2 separate regions of the Homo sapiens genome follow, and region 1 is linked to region 2. A link is an interaction called in ENCODE POLR2A ChIA-PET data of the cell type or tissue named here. Cell type or tissue: IMR-90. All regions are shown on one strand. Each heading gives the region's core, and the rest is flanking DNA. Links, peaks and the distances in the headings are about the cores only.

Region 1 (9,448 bases), core at 1,590-6,589, 130 kb before region 2:
ATGAAAGTGCACTAATTCAAGCTGTGTAGTCAGGGAAGGCTTCCTGGAGGAGGTAGTGCTTCTACTGAGTCTTACTATTGGGTGAGAGATATCTAGAGAAATAAATGCAGTCAGCATATTCCAGCAAAGGTGGAAAGCTAGATTAGCTGATGTACAAACATCTTCAGGTCACAGAAACTCCTTTTAGTCCTTCTGAATTGAGTCATCTGGGAAATGCTGTTGTCCCACAAGAAATGTCTTACAATTCTGGCAGCCTAAAGGGGCTCAGTTTTCTATTGCATGTTCAGCTTGTCACCTTGTTAGGACAGCCTCTTATAGACTTAGGAGGGAAAGAGTAAAAGAGGGAATCTTATTTTCATTTGCATCCAAGGATCATGATCCATTAAGCAGCCTCTGTGCTCTAACATTCAGGGAGCTGCAGGACTGGCATATCCTTGATGCATCAGATCTGATATATTTGTGTTCAAAGGGAACAAACCAACTACTACTGATAAGTTCTCTCACAGCAGCTACTTTTTGAGTTCCAACAGGTTGTTGTACCTAGCCCCATTGTACAGGTGGGGAAACTGAGGCTGAGGGGCACAGAGTCACTTTCTAGGCCCTGGGGAATAACTATTGGCTACTGCATAGTAATTTAGCTTCTTATTTCTCACTGTACCTTCCCAGGGTGGGAACCTCTGAGAGTCAATTTTCCCAGAAAGAGGCACTTTCGAAATGGCAGGCCTGTTAGTAATGGCCTGTTTCCACTGGGTATCCTGCCCATTGGGCTGGCACTATGGGAGTGGGGGTTCCCAGCCACCCCAGGGAGGTCATTCAATCCCAGCCATGGCAGCTGGTGTCCTTGGTGCCCTGGACCACCATCAGAGAACGGAATCTGCGGGAAAACAAAGAGTGCAGCCGTGGCGGCAGACCTGAGCCCTCCACGCCTGCTTGCCCAGGGCAGGTCCCAGTGGGGTTAGTGCCAGGGGCTGTGCTGATTCTCCACCCCCTTCCCGGCCCCTCGGCTCATCTGCTGGCTTTCAGAACTCCAGCCATCCTGAATGGGTCTTTGTGCGCACCCCAGGAGCTGGCTCGGAAGAGCCTGATGGAAATGCTGGACAGAGACATCTCCTCTGGATCCAGGCACAGCCCGTCATGGTGCCATCTTGCGGGAGTCAGGCTTTTATTGTTTCACCACGTTGCTCTATCTGGGAGTGGGTTGGGACCTGGTGAATGGGAGAAATATTCTGCACCCCTGACAGTGGGGTCATGGGTAGGGCCGAGGGGATGGCAGCACCTCTGTCACTTTCCCACAGCTCTCTTTCCCACGGTCAGTCTTTGCTACTTTGCCCCCCTGAGATGATTGTGATAATATTAATAACAAGAGGCATCGTTAATGGTCACTCCCGAGGTGCCAGGCATTGTGCTGAGGGTTTCATTCCATTGAATACGTGTTCTCAAAGATCCTGTGGGATGTGTTGTCTTATTATTCTCATTTTACAGGTGAAGAAACCAAGGTTAGGAGATGTTAAGCTACCTGCCCAGGTAATTCTGAACAGGAAGATGAGCACAGATTGGATGCAACTCTGCCCTTACCTCCTCCTTCCAGCCTTCAAGGTGTCTCTTTCCAATCATTGAGGTCCTAAGGCCACTTGTACTCTCATTCCTAAGAAATCCCTGAGCTCCAGGGCGCCAGCACAGACAAAAGCCTGGTTCTGGCAAAATGTGAAAAGCCTCGTGGCCTCTCAGATTCCTTTTTTTAATGCTGTGCTTTTTTTTTTTTTTTCTGAAATCAGGGGTGTATTTTATTTTATAAGATAGAAGAAATTGTAGATGTATAAGGAACACGTTGGAGTACAACTATAGATTGAAAATTGTGTTAAAGGACCTTATCTCCATCCTCAAAAAACAAAATGGTTTTATGAGACAAGCAAGTACCACATAAGGGCTGGAGTGCAGGATGCATTTCAGATGTCAGTGGTCCCAGCTCTGTCACCGCCGGCACTGCTCTGGCCAGGCGTCCTCTGTAGATGCAGGGATGAGGGTTAATTCCAGGTGTCTGACTCTGAGGCTCTCTTTGGCTGGGTTGGAGAGTAGGCAGAAATCTTGTTTTTATTTTTTTAATAGACAGAAGCAGTGGTGATAATGGCATCTACTCACCTGCCTGGCTTCTCTTCTATGTATGACAAGAGTGTCATTTAGGAAGGGTGATTGATATAGCTCTCTTATGGAGCAAACTCGATGACCCTTTTAGGGGAATGAAGTTTTAACCATGACTTTTAGAGCAGCTCTGTTAGCTGAGCCAAACAGCCAACTGGGAAGGGCTGTGAGTATCTCTCTGTTTGGAAAAAGGCTATAAATAATCTATGGTAAACAAATAAACAAAAACACCAGAAGAAACACAGGTTAGATCTTCAGAAGAACTTCCTAGCTGTGCAGTGTGGTAAGACATCAGGCAAAATTGTAAGTTGTGCCCCAGAATTTGCTGAGCTCCCCTCCCCTCCCCTCCCCTCCTGTCCCCTCTCCTCCCCTTCCCTCCCCTTCCCTCCCCTTCCCTCCCCTTCCCTCCCCTTCCCTTCCCTTCCCTTCCCTTCCCTTCCCTTCCCTTCCCTTCCCTTCTTCTCCTCATCTTTTTTTGAAAGAAAGTTAGCTTCTAACTCTCTAGGCTGTTATCTGTATAGCCCATACCATTCCCAAGTTAGAGGAATGACCATTGACTATCATAGGCCTCATATAGAGAACCTTTATATCCATCATTAACACATGACAAAGACACTCTCTAGAATTTGAATCCTCAACATTGTGTGTGGTATAGTGTGTTATTCCCCTCAGTGTGAAAAGTTAATGTCCATTCCTAGCCACTACTGCATTCAACCCCAGAAATATCAATGCTCTAATGATGGGTAAACTGTCTGAGTTGTTTTTTCTATTAATTATTCTCCAAGTTGCTTTCTACAGTCTTTTTTTTTTTTTTTTTTTTTTTGAGATGGAATCTCTCTCTGTTGCCCAGGCTGGAGTGGTGCAGTCTTGGTTCACTGCAACTTCCACCTCCCGAGTTCAAGTGATTCTCCTGCCTCAGCCTCTCGAGTAGCTGGGATTACAGGCACACACCACCATGCCTGGCTAATTTTTTGTATTTTTAGTAGAGATGGGGTTTCACCATGTTGGCTAGGCTGGTCTCGAACTCTTGACCTCAGGTGATCCGCCCACCTCGGCCTCCCAAAGTGCTGGGATTACAGGCGTGAGCCACTGCACCTGTCCTCTACAATCTTTACACTGCTCTCTGATATCCAAGGATCTTTACCAGAGCATATTTCTTCATTAGACTATTGCTATCATCGTGGATTATTATTACAACTTGATTGTGGTGATATATAATAAATGTTTTATGATTTGAGGAAGGGAAGTATAAGTGCAGCAGAGAAATACCCATCACCATCAAGATAATAGTCTGTAGAGGGTTAAGGTCCTAAGACGTATGGTGTTGAACAAACAAAAATCATAAACAGCCATTAGCCCACTTCCAACTTCAGCCCCTTTCAACTCACTATGATGTCATGCTCTGGTGTTTTTCTTGGGAGTCACTTGTTTCTTTTTTATTTGCTAGTCTCATTTCTGAGAGTGGAACTTGCTATTAAAACAAATAATAGTTAAAGATAGTAGAGTTCAAGAGCTTAGGGGATAATTCAAGGCAGACACTGGAAAGAACTTTTTGATTGTGACAAGGAGAATATATCGAAGAAAACCTTGTTTAAATAGGGCAAGTGAAATTTACCTCTGGGGCATGGGCTACTTGAAGTTTGAGTAACTTTCTAGGTCTCAGTCCTTTAATTATGGGGTAACATGTGAGTCATAGGACAATTTCTTCTTTGTGAAGAAAGCTGTCAATTTATTTGTTGGACTTTGGTCAGTAGGCAATGCAGAATCACTTGTGACCAGTGCAGGCAACAAAGAATCACCATGAGTTTTGGAACATAAGAGTGACATAATCAGAGACATGTATTAGGGAGACTAAACTACAAGTCACATGTAAAATGGATTACAGTGGATAGATCCTAGCAGTAAGAAACCAAGTAAGAAGATATAGCAATAGTCCAATCAAGAAAAAATGAAAACTTCACTGAGGATAATTGCAGTAGGAATAAAAGAAAGGGACTAATTCAAGAAATACAATGGAGAAAGAATGGACAGAGCTTGGCAACTAAGCAGCTATAAAGGAGGGGCATGCGTGAGGGAGGAATTAACTATGACACAATCAGATTTCCCCAGAGAGCAACTGGGCATTTGTCCAATGGCCAATGGGAGCAACTGAACTTTCTGCACTTTTCTTGCCGACAAACAAGCAGGGAGTAACAGTGGCCTGTTAGCTGTGCAAACTCCCCCATAACCTCTCATGATGAGGGGAGTATGACCCTGTCATAGGGTGAGTCAAGATTAGAAATAGGGCAGTGGATGCAGGTTTGTACTTCCCTGACGGGTGATGCCATTTGATGCGTCCCATTGCCCCAACCCTTCATGGTGATAATATCTAATACTCAGGTTGCTTTTAGTTAGTGGGGCTCTCTGCACACAAAAGTGAGGAGAATTCTGCAAAGAATTGGGAGAAAGAAATTTAACAGAAAGTGCCATGGCAATATCCTGCACCACCCACTGGCAGTGTTGAGTGACTTTTAGTGTTTTAAATTAGTTCCCACCCTCACTTTTTTTGTACCATTTTCCTACTTATAAATTCAAGGCTGTGGTACCAGATTTCCTTGGCTTTAGCAATGAAATGGAAATGACTTTTAATTAAGTCCTGTGTTTATTGCTGTGATGCCACCCAAAGGCAGTAGGCATTTGGAAATGTAGTGAAGATGTGGCACATTAATGGCCTTCAAGATGAAAGATTTTGGTATGGGACTATTGGGCTTGTCTTCTTGGAGTCTCCCTGTGGGCCTCTCAGATTACCTGGCAGTATGTTTGCTGACTCTAGGACAAGAAAAAAATATTCTTTTGCTAAACAAAGCCCAGGCAACCAAAGCTTTTTCTTTAGAGATCTACCTGGGCCCAGGGGGGTTTCCTCTTTTTATGACCCAGATTGGTCCCTAGCCAAAAACCTATGAAATTCCCTGAAGATGAGCAGCTCTTGAGTCCTGCTATATTCTAAATGAAAGACAAGAAACTTGACCCTCTCACCATCCCATTTGGTTTCCCACATTGAAGACTGCTCTGAGTTTAGGATGTTCTTTCCCTTCTTGGTATGGAAATGTGAACCTCTACTATTCATTAGCTGATATAGAAAAACCAAGCATCCTTGTAATTAAGCCAGGCAAATTTCAGTTTGTAAAATTTCCTCAAAAGCATAGACATGTGGTTACTTCTGATTGCCAAGTACCCAGTGGGGGCTGAAAGTCTCTGGGTTGAGTGGCACTGGGGGCTCTTGGTAGAGCCCCCTCCCAGGAGATTGACCACCAGAGACCCTCTTGTCCATCATGCCAGGCTTTTTGATAAGGATGTTAGAACCAGATTACGTTCCTAGAATTTATTTATCCATCTGCAAATGAGATTTGCCCTGATTTTTTGCCTTTTAAGTTAAAAATGGCAGTTTTTTACCTTGTGACCCTTTAGTTTCTGTCTGAGTAAGAAAGTTCTGCTCTAAATGAGTGCTCTCATATCTCTGGACACATGTAGGTCATCTCATCTGTGAGAATGAGTTCAAATTTCCCTTTTCAAGAGATCCTGTTTCCCCATCTGAAGAATGCCTTCAGACTCAGAGCACAGATCTGCAATGCCGTGGCCTTACTAGCCATGAGTTAATGCCAAGAATCAAGGACACACTTCTTTCTGTGATACATTTTTATTGTGGGAAGGACACTATTTGGTTTTCTGGCAAGTACCTCTCAGAATTGGTCAGTTCTCAATGATCTGCACCAGATTAGGTGCTTTATTATTCATGGATAATTTTAAATTCCAAACTGGCTATGCCACCGCTTGACCTGTTCTCATTAAGATAATCTCTCAATGTCTTCCTCTAAGCTAGAAATAGCTAGGGAATGTTATGTATTCTGATGTAAGCATAATAGAAAATAAACAAAGAGGTGAGTTTGTTGAAAAGTCATGGTGTAACAATTTCAAAATCAGGAAAAAAAAACAACTTTAGACTAATCTAAATAATTCTTTGGAATTGAGTTATTTCTACCCAAATATCATGATTACTTAAAAAAATCAAAGTTATGCATTACTGACTCCATCTTCCTCCCAAAGCCAGAACTTACGAGAATGTGATTGCAATACTGAACCCTGAACCTAGTTGAAGTTCAGGAATGAGAGGGTACTGACACATGTAAATACTTCTTTCAACTTGTGATCCCGTGGGGCTTGCACTAAAAGCCTCTCTAGCCCTTTCTCAAGACGGTCTTCAAGGGAGCCGGCCCTGAGCCATCTTGTCCGTCCTCTGAAATGGGATGAAGCCCAATTAGGCGAAGTAAAAACAGAGTGAAAATAGGTTGCATCTCACCCTCTCTCTGGGAAAACTGTCCTATGCCTACTCCACCTTAAAAGCGAAACGTGCACTTTTTGTGTGCAGAGACAGCACGAAGTGGGCCCCCTGCTCTTTTCAGGGAGGGAATGTAAGCAGATCTCTGAAGAAACCACTTGGCTCAGCAATTTTAGGGCTTGTTGTAATTGGCCTGGCCTAAAAGAATTCAGCAAGCTGTACCTGTGCCAAGGAAAATGCAAACGCTTCCCTGAAACAGAGGCGTTTAGAATGGAGGAGAGGAGCTGGGCTCATCTGCGAGCTTGAGTGGAACAGCAGTGGGGACAGGAGAGCTGCGACATTGGAGAAGTTCCAAAGAGGCTGTTTCCTTGCTTAGCCACGGGTGGAAGTCACATCCACTGAACTGTCACCTGGCAGGGTGAGTGGGGTCTGCCGGAGAAGGATGTAGAATGGGAGGCCTCCTCCTTCCATTCTCATCCTCCTCATTGCCCTGAGGAGTACAGCCCCCAGTGTGGCCAGTTGCTCAGTGGTCCTCTTCTGAGTTCAGCCTCCACTGCCCTTATCTGGGCACTGGGGACTAGGAATGTTCTTTCTGACATTCCCAGGCCAGGACGATTCCTACAGACTGACTGCTCCTGATTCTTTGTGGCGTCTGACATGTCTTTTCTGTTAAAAACATAAAACCTAGAAATGATTATTTGGATATTCTGTTATTTTCCTTCACAGCACCCTATAATCCTTTGCAGGAGTTTTACACTGGGCTGTGCTTCTCCCTTTCACCTGTTACTCTGTGACCCCTGGGAGGGTTGGCCTAGTCATCCTAGTCGGGTTCCTCATGCTTACCATGGTCTTTGGCCAAGAGTAGTTACTGAGCAAATGATTGTTAACTGACTAGTAGTAACTCAGGTTACTGTGGAACTTGATTTCTACTTCTATCCTGTATCTTGAGCATATAGGAGGTGTCTAGTCAACACTTGATGGATTCAGATTTTTCTCGTGAATTAACCATCTTTTGCAGCCAGGAAGGTGCCCTTTGATTCTCTCTCCTGAGAAGTGACCTAGTCGGGAAATGGAGACACCAAGTCTTATGATGGGTCTAGCTTTCTTCCTGTTTCTTTCTACTCAGAAGATCTTTCAGTGCCCGGCCTCCTTCTTCCTCCTCAGCATTTACCCTTTTTCCTGCCTCTCATCGCCCCTTGAGACCCCGTGATGGTCTTGGAAATGTCCCAGATATCTTAGACCTCCTATGCAGTTTCTCCCTTCACATCTTCCTACCTCTAAATGTTTCTCCCTTTTCCTTCATCCCTAAACTCTTTTTGTCTCCTTTGTCTGAGCTCAGTGTTCCCTCTGCTCAATCAGAAGTCAATTCTCGAATGCTCCATTTCTCTTATCTGACACCCTCATCGGCTTTGCACCCTTTTTTGCAACTCTGTCCAGGATAATATCATGAAAGCAACTCCAAACGCATACCACATACCAGCCCCGCCCAAAGCCCCGTAGTTCCTTCCTTTTTAGCAACCTGCACCCTTTCAACCGCCCCTACCCCTATTCTTATGCCTTCCCAGCCTGCCATGTAAGGCTCACACATAGACGCAAAAGATTGCAGAAAAGGCAACAACGTCACCTACAATTTTTACTGGTACTGTGTGTCCCAAGTATGTCTCCTCAAACTGTAGGTAGGGCTTTTAAAATTTACTGTAATTCTGACTTCAAGAAATTCTAATTAGCTTTAGGTTCTGCCTTGTATTCTGGTACTATACCAAAGGTGCCTTTTCCCTTGCATCCATGTCTTGCTGATTGCATTTTCTATGTGTGTGTTTTGCTTATTCTTGAGCCCAATCAGAATGGCCTCCAATCAAATTGACTTCAGAGGCTGAGTTCAAACAGAGATCAGACAACCACTCGATCAGGGAAGATATGGGTGGAATTCAGACATTGGGGGAGATATTTGATAAGATGGCTTCTAAACATCATCTCTTTTAAAACCTGCGATTCTCCTTAAACTGATCATTCAGTGTAAGAGTTTTGCCTTTTCTTGTGTGTTTTCCACTATACTAAAGGCCATTTGCCCCACCTGGGAGATACCTAACTCTTGGACTTACCTGTGATAGTTAAAGAAATAGTGCTGTTCAAGGGAAAGAGAGGAAAAGGTTGCAAGCACACTTTGGATTTATCTGATCATCTAATGTGTTAGACCAGGAGATCCCTCAGCAGGAGTTAAAATGCTCTGTGTGAGGATGTCACATGCTTCTTTTGTCTAGTTTCTCCTTTTGGATCCCAGATCGTTCATAGACTCAAATAGTCCAAGAGCTAGAAGGATCCCCAAAGGTTGTCTCAGTGCAGGCAGCCTCCATGGCTGGCCCTGCATTTGGCCAAAGAATGTCCAATGACAGAGCCCTCACAGCCTTCTCCAGACACAAAGTGACCTTTCCAAATCTGGACTAAACTACCAGAATATTTTTCTTATAGTGGATCGGAAATATTTCTCTTTGACGTGTCTCTCCATTAGTTTCATTCTATTTCCTGAAGCTGGGTGGAGCAAATCCCACCCTTTTCTAATTAAGAGTCCTTTAAATATTCAAAGACAGCAATTACAGAGTTGCATCTTTATCTGCCTAAATATTTCCAGTTCTTCAAGTTCCTCATGACACGGTTGCTTCATCTTTGTTGTCCTATTGTCTGGGTCCTGCATTTTTCCTGGTGTCGGGTGCAGAGCAGAATGGAATGCTCTGCCAATCCAAAGGGGAACAAGACTCTCCTTCCCTCACCACTCATTTTCCTGTTTCTCCACTCATGACCCCGTGTCCCTGATGGGGACACGTATGCTCCAGACCCTCTGATACTTACTCCTGTAGAAGTAATTCTGGATTTTGATCCCATCTTTCACAGCGGGCTTGTCACTAAAGGTTCTCAGTTTTAGATCTGTTTGCGTGAAAGGGAATGTTTTTGCTGCTTTTCTTGATTTCTCTAAATCCTTATGGCTGTTTTTTTGTT
Region 2 (9,448 bases), core at 1,943-6,942:
CAAAAATAGATACAGTATTGGAACATTCAGTCAATGGAGTAATCCAATTGTCTGAACATTCTTTTCTGCTTTGTCATTTACATTTTAATAAATCCCAGAATATGTCAAGCTGTATCCAGTCGTACCAAGTGTAGCTAACCACATGCAGTTACCAGATGCAATGAGGGAATCATAACATGCAACTCCTACAATGAATCAACATTTGGTTTGTGTATATTTTTAGGCTCCTACATTTTAAATAGGGATACTTTTAAAAATGAAAAATAGATATTTTGAAAAATCTGTTAGTATATTGTATATTCAGCTTTTACAAAGGAAGTTGTGGGCAAAGGGTGCACTATTTAATTGATCTAGGAATTCTGGCATCTGCTAACCTCAAGGAAAACACTATATATAGATAACAACAATGTGGAATGTCAAATTATTATTTTATGCGTATTTCTCTGCCAGTTTACTCTCTCTTCATTTAGGAGACTCAGATAAATATATATATAATATACATGATATATCATGTATATTATATATATATATATATATATATTTTTTTTTTTTTTAGACTGAGTCTTGCTCTGTCGCCCAGGCTGGAGTGCAGTGGCATGATCTTGGCTGACTGCAACCTTTGCCTCCTGGGTTCAAGCGATTCTTCTGCCTCAGCCTCCCAAGTAGCTGGGACTACAGGTGTGAGCCACTGCACCCAGCCTCAATTTTTGTATTTTTAGCACAGACAGGGTTTCACCATATTGACCAGGCTGGTCTCGAACTCCTGACCTCATGATCCACCCGCCTCAGGCTCCCAAAGTGCCAGGATTACAGACATGAGTCACCGTGCCCAGCCGATAATCATATTTTAAAGACATTTGACATTTGACATTCCATGATGTCAAGACTTCAGGCAAACCAGTCCTAAAAGATGTGTGTGTGTGTGTGTGTGTGTGGGTTTATTAACTTATATACATAACTTAGTCCATGCATATATCAGCCACCAAGTTTTTCAACACTTTGAGAAGTTGGTTATCCTGGCTTAAAAGATCCTAGTGAATTTTTACTAGGATGATGAAAATAATGATGAAATGAGCCTCAGCGTGTTGGGTTGGGGATCCCTAAGTGGCAGGTACATGCTTAGAAAGGAGGGTTGTCCAAAGATGAAACTATTAAAACTAGTCTCTCCTAGTAAAAATCACATGGGACATTACACTTGGCTCTGGTTATACCCTTTGTACATAACTATCTAAGTCACTTAATTTCCCACATTAGATAAGTGCCATTTTAGGTTTTTTCCTCTCAACTTTCTGATTATTACCCTTTGGGATAATGACTGCCGAAAGTCCCAGGTCATTTACTGACATCAGGTAAATCCAATTAGGGTTAAACTTGTGATATACTCAAGGACTAAAAGGAACCACAAAAAATTTTTTTTGTTTCTTTTCTTGCTGGTGCTTAGAGCAGTGTAAATGCTTGCCACAGGGATTGTGAGCAGTGCACCATGATTATTACAGTACCCAGCATTAGGTATTGTGTTGAGGAGGCTATATCATTGCTTACCAATAGTGGGAGGGAGAAAATTAAAAGTGCAGTAGCACTGTAATACACAAGTATTACAGAGTTTTTCCTTACTCTGCTCATAGTGTGATAACTGGTAGGTTCAGTGGAAAAGTAGGAACGAGCCAATGGTAGAATAATCACACTATCTAGAAAAGGACCTCTGCAACTTATCTTGAAGGCCTCTAGAAAAGGACCTCTGCAACTTCCCCACGCACTTGGAGTAACAGCAACACTTGCTCTCATAAACTACTATCGTGATTGTAGACTATGACTTATTCAACGAACTTGAATTAATAAACTAAGCAATCAACATTAGGGAGAGTTTGGGGAGGAATGTTAGACAGTGAAGGTCAAGAGACACATGTTCAAAGTTTCATTTTCGTGAATCAAAGGGGCTATGTTATAGATCTAACTCTATCGATAATTATTTTCTTTACAATTTCCATAGTAGAGTTAGCTCTTCAGTAAGAAGAGAAACAAGGTAGTTGACTTGTTCTTACTTTACAGAGATGTTGAATGTAAATATGGTATAGTGTTTTGAGAAGGTCTTTAGATTACACACCACTGGCTTTTAAATACCCAGGTTAACAGAGAGGAGCAGGGTGCAGATGTTATAAAAAATGAATATGGTCTTCAGAATATGCCTTAGATGCTCACTTCAGTCAAATTCCCTTTTTAATTCTAGGTTCATAGACTTTCACTGATGAAGAAGCCACAAAGGCCATCTTTTGCTTGAATTTCCTGTTAGCTTATAATGGACCACATTCCTGATCAGCAATTCCATCTTTGGACAACTCAGATCATTTGAATACTTTTTCTTTCTTTCTTTCTTTCTTTCTTTCTTTCTTTCTTTCTTTCTTTCTTTCTTTCTTTCTTTCTTTCTTTCTTTCTTTCCTTCCTTCCTTCCTTCCTTCTTTCTTTCTTTCTTTCTTTCTCTCTTTCTCTCTGTCTCTCTTTCTTTCTTTCTTTCTTTCTTTCTTTCTTTCTTTCTTTCTTTCTTTCTTTCTTTCTTTCTTTCTTTCTTTCTTTCTTTCTAATTGAGACAGAGTCTCGCTTTGTCACCAGGCTGGAGTGCAGTGGCACAAACTCGGCTCACGCAACCTCTGACTCCCTGGTTCAAGCGATTCTTTTGCCTCAGCCTCCCGAGTAGCTGGGATTACAGGCACATACCACCATGCCCAGCTAATTTTCGTTTGTTTGTTTGTTTGTTTGTTTGTTTGTTTGTTTGTTTTTCAGTAGAGATGGGGTTTCACCATGTCGCCCAGGCTGGTCTCAAACTCCTGACCTCAGGTAATCCACCTGCCTCGGCCTCCCAATGTGCTGGGATTACAGGCGTGAGCCACCGTGCCTGCCGAATACTTTTTCTTAATATTGAATCACAAAGGCATCGTCTTTTATTGTTTCTTATTTTAGCCTTAGGAGATATAGTGTAAGTCTATTAAGTCTAGTCTCTCTTCTATTTGTCAGTCTTACAGATATTTCAAAGAAGAAATCATGTTCCGTCCAGAGTCATTTTTCTCTGGGCTGCACACCCTTAGCACTTGCAGTCATTCCTCCCATGGCATTATTTCACATGCCTTCATCATTCTTGTGAGTCTCCACATTCCAGTTGGTTTGGTTGCCTTGTTAAATGTGCTACTCTGGATTGAATGCTTTTTTCTAGATGTGGACTGACAAATGGGAAGAAATGCATGATGATCACCTTTATAAAATTTTTCCCTAAGTACTGGATTTCCAGGAATAAAATTCCTATTAATCTTTTTAGCAACCATCTATCAGTATTGATTCATCTTATCTTACCATCTATTAAAACACTTAAGTCTTTTCTATACATGCTGCTGTCAAACTCTATTTCCCTCATCCTAAAATTCAACTCATCATTCCATCTCCCAATATTTTTTTTATCCTAAGACATCTGCTAAATTAAGATTGTTTTTCAGAGTCATCTTATTCAAATGTTTGACTCAAACTTACCCAAAAGAGATCATAAGAAGCTGAGTCAAGTCACATACTGAAGTTAGGATTCCAAATGTCATTCCCCAAAGCTATCAGTCTAATAACTAACAAAGAAAGAAGTGAAGTTAGTTTTGCATGGTTAGTTTTATTTGTTTGTTTTCATTGGCCTCATATTTACATGTTTTTTTTTTTTTTTTTTTTTTTTCTTAACAACTACTGATGCTAGGAAGAAGCTATCTAGATAAATGATGGATAGCCAGAGAAAGTTGATCTGGGATCAACATTTTGCTTCAGGTAATCAAAAAAGGCAACATTTTGTATGTGAATAATTGAGATTACTATAGTGCATACACTGATGTTTTAAATAACTGGATTTTTCTCTTTCTTGCTATCTTATTGGGTTGATAATTATCCTTACTTGAAAGAGGAGATTTAGGGTAAGTAGAGTAGGAAATCTTCTGTCTATACTATTTATGGATATTAACATGTCTATATATCCTCAAAACTTACCTATCCCACAAAATAAAGTAAAAGTAAATGTGATTCAAAAATATATGTTTTTGGCTTCTCACTATAGTAACAATCCTCTATATAAGGTGGGTATGATCTGGCACCTGTTCAAGGGGCTTATCTACCAAAGTGCCTAAAGAAATTAATAGTAAGGAATTTCAACTCAATTAGAATTCTTTAAATGAATTGAAATTCATGAAAAAGCAGTTTCACAATCTGGCTCCTGAAGACAGAATTCTTAGCAAGGCTCCAATGTACTATGCTGTTGCATGGTGATGTGTATTGGGTCATTGAAAGCACCCTTTTCATTCCTGCCCTCACTCCTGTACTGAGAGTTGGTGATTCTTTCTCTGTATTCCATTTGCTTTTGCCCTTCCTTCTTTCCTTTTTCTCTATCTTTCCTTTTCTCATTGGTATTTCATGTTTCTTTTTTCACTGATTTTCTGAAAAGTCATGGTTCTTTCCACTAATTATGATTTTTTTTTTTTTTTTTTGAGATGGAGTCTCGCCCTTCACCCAGGCTGGAGTGCAATGGCGCAATCTCAGCGCAATGCAACCTCTGCCTCTCGGGTTCAAGCGATTCTCCTGCCTCAGCCTCCTGAGTAGCTGCGATTACAGGCATGCACCACCATGCCCAGCTAATTTTTTGTATCTTTAGTAGAGTTGGGGTTTCACCATGTTGCCTAGGCTGGTCTTGAACCCCTGACCTCATGATCTGCCTGCCTCGGCCTCCCAAAGTGCTGGGATTACAGGCATAAGACACCATGCCCAGCCAATTATGGATTATTTAAGAGCCATTACTGCTTGAATTTGGTGTACATATTTGGCTTTGCTTCTGATGCTACTATTGTTCCCTTAAAACTTCATTTGAGTAAACCAATGTTAAAATTACTTCTAAAACTTCATGTAGGAAGTCATATGGATTCTGTACTCTCCTTGAAGAAAAGGAAGAAAGAAAGAAAGAAAGAAAGAAAGAAAGAAAGAAAGAAAGAAAGAAAGAAAGAAAGAAAGAAAGAAAGAAAAGAGCCCTTTCTAGATGGTTTCTATGCTTTTTCTCCGAGTTACTTGTATACTGTCCTCTTTTGCTATCTGGTTTCTTTCACAGGGGAAAAGATTAAATACTTAAAAGCTGTCCCAACCCTTCTTTTCTGTTTCAATGAGTATCACTATTCACTTTCCCTATTCTCTGCAAGACCACTGCTCCTGTTCACCAAGTGGTTCTTCAACTAGGCTGAGCATCAAAATCACCCTGGAGAGCTGGTAAACCACAGGTTGTTAGAGCCCCTCTAGACTTCCTGATCCAGCAGGTGTGGGATAGAGGCCTGGGATTTACATTTTTTGTAAGTTTCCAGGGGTTGCTGCTGTTGTAGGTCCTGGGACCACACTTTGAGAATCATTGCTCTAATTCCAAACCATGATTTCATCCTTTCTCAAACATTTCTTCCACAGGATAAATAATCCCAGTTCTCTTAATGTTTTTAAAAAATACCATCTATTTCTAGAACTCTTACCATCAGCATAGCTTTTCTTTGAACTGTTTCTGAATCTATCCTTAGCTGGATGGCTAGAACTAGATACAGGGCTGTAGGTAATTCTGGTGTAATAAAAATACAAACTCCTTATATTTTAATGATTTCTCCCAAAGGGTTAGAGCAATACATTTTAATCTATTATTTAGTTTGTCTGCCTAGTATTCATATGATATTATCTCATTTTGGTAAAGGAAATATTTGGGGTAGAATATTGAGCAGGTACCATGAAGACCTGCAGGACAACACTTGAGCCCAGTTTTCCTGACTCCTCGTTCACAAGTCTTTTTTGTGAAGACTTGAATTTTTGGAGGATTTTTGTAAATTTTAAAATCCAAAGTCCAGTTCAGTTCATTGAATCAAGGTGAACTGCTTCAGCCTACTAATACACTGTTTAAAAGGGAGAAATTTGCTTGATTTTGAGTCCAAATTGTTATTGGCTGTGCTTGATTTAAAGAATTCTCTTCAAACAATATGAAAAACTCGAAGTCTTTTATCTAGACTTTTATTTATTTATTTTTATTTTATATTATTTTATTTTATTTTTGAGATGGATTCTCGTTCTGTCACCCAGCTTGGAATGCAATGGCGTGATCTCGGCTAACTGCAACCTCCGCCACCCGGGTTCAAGCCATTCTCCTGTCTCAGCCCCCCGAATAGCTGGGATTACAGGCATGAGCCACCACACCTTGCTAATTTTTGTATTTTTAGTAGAGATGAGGTTTCACCATGTTGGCCAGGCTGGTCTTGAATTCCTAACCTCAACTGATCCACCTGCCTCAGCCTCCCAAAGTACTGGAATTACAGGCGTGAGCCACTGCGCCTCACCCCTAGACCTTTATTTTTATGACCACAGGTAATGTCTTCATACTGTGTGGCTTTTAGTTTACTAAGCATATTAATGTGGGTGCAGTGTGTCCCAAAATTTTACCTCTTGTAGTAAAATAGCCTTCTGTCTCTACAAGTTGATTAAGACATTTTTTCATTGTTTCCAATCTTGCTATTCACAAGATCATTAGGAATTTCTACATTTATCATTTGCTTGACTTTATGTACGTATTTCCACTTGCAAAAATGGAAATAGAGATTAGAGGGAAAGCAGTTTCTCCACCTACCAATTTTATTATTTACTTGATCTCAAAGTCCTTTAGCTCCTTAAGCCCCATGGTCCCCTCTCTGCTTTTCTTACATCCTGTCTTATCTCCCCATCATGAAAAAAAAAATGAAGAGCCTGACAGCTTATAAGGCCATAAAGCTGGATTAGATAGGTTTTTAAGGGTCTTATTGTTTGCCCCTAAACCATTATTGCAAAAGTGAAAGGCTCCAACTGTTCCACTGACATTCAAATTGCCGTCAGCAAGGTATTAGAAGGAATCTCATTTATTACCACCAAGGAAATAAATAACACCAATGGACTGAGTGTCTTTCATCCAAATTAGACTAACCAAATCAATTCAAATCATTAGAATACATTATATCCAATTAAATATAAATCTGCCTTGTAAATAGCCACTTACCTGCTTGCCCAGAGCAATGTAATGCTTTATGCTAAACTAACAGTTTAAGAAATTATAGAATTGACTGGCAAAATATCTTAATGAGTTGTTACATATTTTTATAGTTAATTCATTCAATAAACATTAATTTAGGACATACTATGTCCTGGGAATACAAAGATGAATGATACATAATCCTTGTCATCAAAGAACTCACCTCATTAGGGGAAACAGACATGTAAAGAAATGCTGACCCTTAGTAACATTTAGTCTCTGGAAAATTAACGGTGTGAATTTCTGCCTGATTCAAGCATGGGGGGACAGCAGGAAGATGAAGAGACTAGAGAAAATATCTAGAAGAAAGTAAAAGATGAAAACTTGAGACAGACTGCATAAAGGATTATGTCCAGTGCCTTCCAGTGGACATGGAAATACAGGTTTAAGTTAAGTTGAACATAATGAAGAAGGTGGGCCTGTGTAGGAGTGGTAAACATTGTATTCCAAAGTCAAATAGAAATGACTTTCTGATTATCAAGAAGGTTGAAGTACCTGTGATCCCATTCCATCTGTTCTCACAGATAATTATACCAAATACGCTAAAAACATATTTGCAGGGGAATCACTAGCAATGGGGGAAACATTCACATTCTTTGACTTATGCTTCTATCCCCTAGATAGTCCATTTGCTTAAGTAATAATATGCTCTTTCCTTTATATATCAAGCTTTAACTCACCCACATTTAGGTGAAAACATATGTTAAAGACACACAGGGAGCCACCCACACTTTCCTTAAATAATGGCCCTGTTCTCTTTAAACAATGGCATTTGGTAGGTGGCCAGCTGGACTTAGGCTGGACTATCTGAGATCATGGTACATAGTGAGGACAGACAAGTGTTTGTGCAGTAGAAACTAACTGATCTATACAAGGATTGAATTTACATCTTGAACGCCAAGTCCAAACCAGCTGATTATAGAATCATACTAGGTAAGAAGATTATCTTTTTCATTTTAGGTTTTCAGTATCTTCTTTGAAAAGGCACATTCCCCACTGAATCTCTTAATTGAGATTAAGTGCTGAGTTTGAGAACCCCCACCATGGTGGGTCACCAGGGCCTTTTTTAGACCTTTCAGAGAAAAGAGGTTCTACAGTGAAGTATCAAGTTCATTGAATGTACAACCAGGTTGACTCCAGAAATGAAATAACCTTAAAAGCAATGCTGAGAAAAATGTTATAAGTAGCTTTTGAACCCTAAAAGAAAGTCATATAAAAAACAAGTTACCTTCTTCCTGAGTCATTCATTTTTACCTTTTTAGAAAACTATTTATTTCCATTTTCAGCCCTACTCACCATCCTGCATTGTCCAAGATGTTTTGCAATAATTATAGTCTTATTATTAGCTAATAACCATGAATTCACCTTTTTACCCGATTCTTCAGTTTATACGTTCTGCTCTAGAGAATGTTTAAAATCTTGCTATCAGGTTCTGCATACTGGCATTTCTTGTGTGTGTGCGACCAGCTTTCAATCAGAGCATTGCTGAGTTCTCATTGGCCAATTTTCTTACGGTCTGAATGCCAGTCAGTAATGCCCATTCACAAAAGCATGGGATGAGGCAATCATGCTTGCAGTGAGGAAGTCTCTCTCATGCTTTTTATTTCGTATGTAGCTGATAATCACTTTTTCTTGCATCTGGCTAAATGTCTGACCATGTGAAGTCCCATGAATACTAAAGAGCAAGTGCCCCAAATATGTGCACATTTTTATTGTATAATTGATGCAAGTGACTGCTCTGTGAATAAAATGTTTGCACATACAGTGACTTTGTGTTGGGCCAGGAGCTATTTACTGGGAGCCAGCAGAGGCTCTTTATACAACTGAGGCCCTGGTTGAGCCTCCCTTGTGAAGTTGGACAGAATTTTCTCCAGCATTCTCCCATGTGGTAGTGCTCTGCCTAACCCGTAGCTCTGTCCTGTGTCTCCTGCCCTTAGGGTCTTGAGCTCAGCTCTCTGTACCTGTTAGAGAGTACCTGATAGAGTAACGTTTCTCTAACATATTATTTAATAAGCTGGGGTCCTCCCATGGGTATTAGGGCTTTAATAAAGGAACCTAGAAGACTGACAAGACTTCTCTGCTCAAGGAAGGATTCTCCAATGATTGATTTTTTTTTCTTTGACCCCATGGCAGACTTGCAGGGGTGAAGGGAGGAACCCAAGATAAATCACTCTTATTATATTTTTCAACACAATTTGTCTGGGAAGACTGTTAAGCAGACAAAGCTTATCTTTTGTTCCCGCAGCTCTACTTCCTACTTTGCTCCAATAACCTGGACACTCTATGCCCTTCTGTTTCTGTCACTTGCTTTCAAATCCAAACCCACTGAAGTTCAATTACAGATGTGCCCTGAGACAGGTT

What was found. Peaks named below come from ENCODE experiments on the same cell type or tissue, not always from the same donor. Only the 100,000 strongest peaks of a DNase experiment are listed, where the experiment ranks them.
Region 1: POLR2A ChIA-PET joins it to region 2 with 8 read pairs; 4 of 35 experiments call an interaction of 5 or more read pairs at or near these places.

What each region holds. Positions count from the first base shown.
Region 1 is chr11:122,204,919-122,214,366 of GRCh38, reverse strand. The region is part of intron 2 of MIR100HG (mir-100-let-7a-2-mir-125b-1 cluster host gene); the gene reads left to right. Among named protein-coding and RNA genes, the nearest start is that of MIR100, 57 kb to the right of the region's middle. In IMR-90, for the core only: no CTCF peak of the experiment used is centred there; DNase peaks (open chromatin) are centred at 4,236, 5,846 and 6,276; H3K27ac peaks cover 2,907 bases.
Region 2 is chr11:122,076,081-122,085,528 of GRCh38, reverse strand. It overlaps a transcript of MIR100HG not described here. Among named protein-coding and RNA genes, the nearest start is that of MIR125B1, 19 kb to the left of the region's middle. In IMR-90, for the core only: no CTCF peak of the experiment used is centred there; no DNase peak of the experiment used is centred there.